2 separate regions of the Homo sapiens genome follow, and region 1 is linked to region 2. A link is an interaction called in ENCODE POLR2A ChIA-PET data of the cell type or tissue named here. Cell type or tissue: PC-3. All regions are shown on one strand.

Evidence for each region. ChIA-PET counts read pairs that join two places held together with the same protein. Peaks named below come from ENCODE experiments on the same cell type or tissue, not always from the same donor. Only the 100,000 strongest peaks of a DNase experiment are listed, where the experiment ranks them.
Region 1: POLR2A ChIA-PET joins it to region 2 with 9 read pairs; 1 of 35 experiments calls an interaction of 5 or more read pairs at or near these places.

What each region holds. Positions count from the first base shown.
Region 1 is chr14:54,342,541-54,345,040 of GRCh38, reverse strand. No RefSeq gene overlaps it. Among named protein-coding and RNA genes, the nearest start is that of CDKN3, 53 kb to the left of the region's middle. In PC-3, no CTCF peak of the experiment used is centred here; a DNase peak (open chromatin) is centred at 1,270.
Region 2 is chr14:53,102,976-53,105,475 of GRCh38, reverse strand. It overlaps DDHD1 (DDHD domain containing 1), which reads left to right. Exons shown (of 13, transcript NM_001160148.2): 2 at 1,620-1,793. Among named protein-coding and RNA genes, the nearest start is that of DDHD1, 49 kb to the left of the region's middle. In PC-3, no CTCF peak of the experiment used is centred here; a DNase peak (open chromatin) is centred at 1,335.

The DNA.
Region 1 (2,500 bases), 1.2 Mb before region 2:
AGAGAGGAAATGGGGAATGCCGTGGTCAGTGGGGTGGGGGTTAAGGGGGGTAGGGGTTAGGGGTGCTGGTGGCTTGTACTGTGATGTAGGGTGGTCAGGGAAGGCCTCCCTGTATAAAAGGTGCCTTTTGAGTGAAGAGCAAGTCATGAGGATAACAGGAGGAAGGGAACTCCGGGCAGACGGCACAGCAAGTGCAAAGCCTCTGAGGAAGGACTGTGGCTGCTGTGTCTGAGGACCCCAGAGGCCAGACGGCCTGGGACAGAGTGGGGAGGAGGAGCATGGGGGGAAGTGCAGTGAGAGAAGACCAGGACCAATAGGAGGCCAGAGGGAGTGGGGCCCCAGCACCACTGTGAGGCCTGGCTTCTAATCTGAGAGATCCGGAAGCCAGTGGAGGGGTTTGTGTGGAGGAGTGACACGGTCTGGCTGCTCTGCTGGGACAGACGGTGGGGTGTGTGTGGGAGGGTGGAGGGGAGAGCCGGGCAGAATCAGGGAGACTCTTCCTGGAATCCAGGGGAGAGATGGTGGTACCAGGGACCAGCGTGTTGGGGAGAAGTGGCTGGGTTCTATATCTGCCTGGAAGTTCAGGCTGAAAGGATCTGCGGCCTAGAGTGAGGACTGTGAAGTGTGTGTGTGTGTGTGTGTGTGTGTGTGTGTGTGTGTGTGTGTGTTGTTGAACAGGGGAGGTTTAAAATGTACCTTCCCATCCAGCCCTCTCCTGCACAACCTCACATCAAGGTTGGAAGGGGATGGTCTTTAGACTTTAGGATTTCTGCCCTCAACACGAGTGTCTGAGAACTGCCTTTGGGGGCTGTTGTAGGAGGTGAAACCAATTTGATCATAATGGGAGAGAAAACCCCTCCATGGCCCAGGGTGGATTTACCTGATCACCCATCTTTCCCGGTCCTTGGTGCCGTGTGGACATCTGCGACCCAGTGGCCACTCAAAGGAAATGACCTCATGAGCGTGCCTTTCAAGCCACACAGGATGGATTGGAGTGCGACATTTGGCCGGTCGCTCTGGTTTACACCAAATGCAACAACTTGTGGCCTGCAGATCCTCAGTATAAATAGCTGGAAAAGCCTGACCTTGACAAGCTCATTTCTCATTCCTTTCTTGTTACAGGTAATAGAGCTGAAAATGTGGTTTTAATTATAGCACTAATGAAAACTGAAAATCCAGACAGACACTTGATGAACTCTGCTGCGCTTTATATTACATTTGTGCTAACTACAAAGTGCCCAGCTGGGTGTAACATGATCCCCTTTCCTCGAGCATCCGCCTGACTGAAGCTGTATAATTGATGTGTACTTTGGCAGGAGGTCAGCTTAAAGGGTTTTTTTTTTTTTTCTTTAAGATTTTTTTTTAAACATCTTTAACGGTACTTTGGGGAAAGGGGTACGTTTATTACCTGGGCTGGGAGAACATTTCTCTGGGTTGCCTGACATGCCCCACCCCCATTCCAAACTTCTTCTAGAGCATTCCGTACAGCACCTTCAGGAGAAGCTCCAGGGCCAGAAATGAGCTGAGAGACTGACTTTAACTTGGAGCCCTGTAACTTTGTTGTCGGCCGGTGACTTTACCACGCAGCCCTCCTCTCTCTATTCCTACCTGTCAGAAGGACGTGTTCAGAGTCTCTGTAAGGGACAGTTTCGGTAGCTGTGACATGGAGGCTGTGACCCATTGGCCTTGCATGCTGGCCTTCGTGTGCTGCACTGCCTCTCTCCCCAGGCCATGGGGCTCCTTACACGTAGAGGTGCTGAATAAAATACAGGATGCCCAGTTATATTTGAATTTCAGATAAACAGCAAATGCTTTCAAATTATTTTTGTTTATCTGGAATTCAAATGTAACTGGTCATCCTGTAGTTTCATTTTTGAATCTGGCAACCCAGCTCATAGAGTTTCTGTGGCTGGACAGGGTCTCGGAAGGGACTTAGGAAGAATTCCTGCCCTGACTTAGAGACAATGTAAGGTTAACTCTGCTTTAGCTAACCACAGACCTTCATCCACATCCCATCAGACTACCACATCGCGCTCTCACCCTGCTCCTTAGGCCACACCCTGCATTCACTCCTGTGGTTCTAGATGATTGGAATTCATGGCACAGCCAACCTCAAAAACAATGAAAGGTTCTGTAAAGGCCCACTGGTGATCATGGTGTCTTTACTGGCTGGGTGGGTGGCCAAGTTACATAATCTCTTTCTTGTTTAGTTTGTAATCTTTTTGTTTTTATTTACATTTTTGAATGGGTAATCTATTCATATTACTTACAGAGATTTCAATAAAACATGAAAGGTATACAGTAAGAAGTCTCCCTTTCCCTTTTCTTGTTCAGCCATCCAGTTCCTTCTCTTGTAGGCAACACATACTATTAGTTTCTTATTTTTCCTTCTAGAGATATTTATGCATAGATACACAAATAAGTATATATCCTCCCTCTTCCCGATTTCTACACAGCTGTCAGCATATTGGACCCACTGTGCTCATTGCAGTAAAAGCGT
Region 2 (2,500 bases):
GACACAGCAAACACCTAAATATACCAGAATCACTATAGCAGAATATAGGAGAATGCAAGTAGCAATAGAAACACATAATAGAAAATTTTAAATACATCACAGTACAAATCTGGTATGACAAGATGTCTCAAGATCATCTAGTATATTTCTTGTCTCAAACCTGAAGTTAGCCATTTTTTTCAAGGACTCTTGGTTTCTTTTAATGGGAAATGATATTTATAGTTCACAATCTTTATATTAGGAGTGTTCACTTATACTGGGTTTGTCTTCAGTTCTAGGCCTTTACTAGGACATTTTTACAAAGAGAAAATACATCACTAGTCCATACTGAAGTTTTTAATTAAAATTTATGATTACAAGCTTTTTTATTTATTTGATTTTTATATTTGTATCTCTTTTGTCTTATGCTTAAAATCTAGGTTCCTAATGATATTAATAAAATTAATACATTCATCTTAACCTACAGTTTCAAATTAGTAATACAAATAGTATTACTAACAATATGGTTATTGCAAAAGGTTTAAGATGTTTGCAGTTCTTTTTCTCCATATTTTATTTCCAAATATGTATGTACAAATGACGGAGTTTTAAATTCACTTGAAATAATTTCTCTTTATATGATTAAACCACCAGCATTCTACATAATTAGATCCATTTGTTTCATTTTGCTTTTTACTTTTAGGGTTTTGTTATTTTTATTTTATTTTTGCTTTATTAAAAAATTGTTTTAAAGAATTCAAGATAGTTTAGCTGACAGTTGTAGTTTATTTTAAATAACAACTAAAAGTCTTGGGTTTCTAGGAATAGTGTTTCATCAAAAGTTAGCCAAGAAAGTTTTTCTTGATTTTTTTTCCCTAAAGTAGATGAAATATTTACTAATATAATAGTTTCATTTATCCTGTATATGTACTAGAAGCCTCTAGTCTCCAAGGCAGCTCTAAAAAGTGCCACACACTACTACCACACACACTATTTCTAAACACTAGTCTGGATTTTATATTAATATTTTCTAAGACATTGGAACTATCATCAGAGCCTTGCATGAAACTCGTTTTAACAAACCCTTAGCCTACTAATTTTGGTTATTCAGAGTCTCAATTATATACATAGCTGCTCATCTATCTTTCTAGTGCTAAAGTGATTTTTAGGCATAATAATTTAATATAAGTAAAAGTATGTGCCATAGAATATGATACACTCTGGCTCAAAATCTGGATTTTACAACTTTAAATGGGCCAGGCGCAGCAGCTCATACCTGTAATCCTAGCACTTTGGGAGGCCAAGGTGGTCACATCTCTTGAGCCCAGGAGTTTGAGACCAGTCAGACCAGTCTGGGCAACACGGCAAAACCACATCTCTACCAGAATAATATAAAAATTAGCCTGGAAGGTCAAGGCTGCAGTGAGCTGTGGTCACACTACTGCACTCTATCCTGGGCAACAGAGCAAGATAAATATCTCAAAATAAATAAACATAAATAAAAGTTTAGATGATTGTATTGGGTCATGAAAATCTGTTTTTGTGACAGCAGTAGCAAAATATAAGATTGTAGATACTGTGTCTCTTTTGGGGAAGTTGAATCTTAAAATGTGTATAATTCTGTGATTTCTCTTTTTCAGAGGCTGATAAAATACCAGTAATGCGTGGACAGTGGTTTATTGACGGCACTTGGCAGCCTCTAGAAGAGGAAGAAAGTAATTTAATTGAGCAAGAACATCTCAATTGTTTTAGGGGCCAGCAGATGCAGGAAAATTTCGATATTGAAGTGTCAAAATCCATAGATGGAAAAGATGGTAAGATCAATTGATACATTTAATATATTCTACAAACCAAGTAAGTTGTTGATAAAGTTTAGAGTGGTTTGTAAATTTGACATAATAATTCAGGAGGTTTAGAATTAGAAAATTTGATTTTTTTAAACATTTGATTATTCTAGAATTTAAAAATTAACTACTATAAATATCTGAACTATCTCAATTTTTATTTTAATATGTATGGTAAGTGTCATGATATTAACACAGTTTACTATAAATGTACAGATTGTTACAATGCACTCCCTATTTAATCTTTTTTAGTAATTTTTTAGTTATCAAAGGAAATTGAACTTAACCCAAAAATTCCTTGTTGTTATATCAAGACAAGTTTCATTAATATTTCAATGTTCTTTTCCTGAAGTTCAAAAAAAAAATCTTTAATTATCTTTGTGTATCTCTTAGTTATCCCCTATTGAAAACCATATCAAGTTTTAATTTGAAACAATCTACTCATTACATTTCTTTATTCAGCACTTGCATATTTTTGTAACAGTTCAAAATACTGTATAGTAGCTAAGATTGCCACATTTTCATTGTGTGTCTAAATCTTGAGTAAACTTCAAAATATGTGGTAAAGTTAAAAATACTTCTATTGTTCCATTTACTGCAGGCAGTGGGATCAACTATTCTGGTGAGTATAACTGTACAGGTAGATTAGAATTTGTAGATTTGTCTGAAGTTTTTCT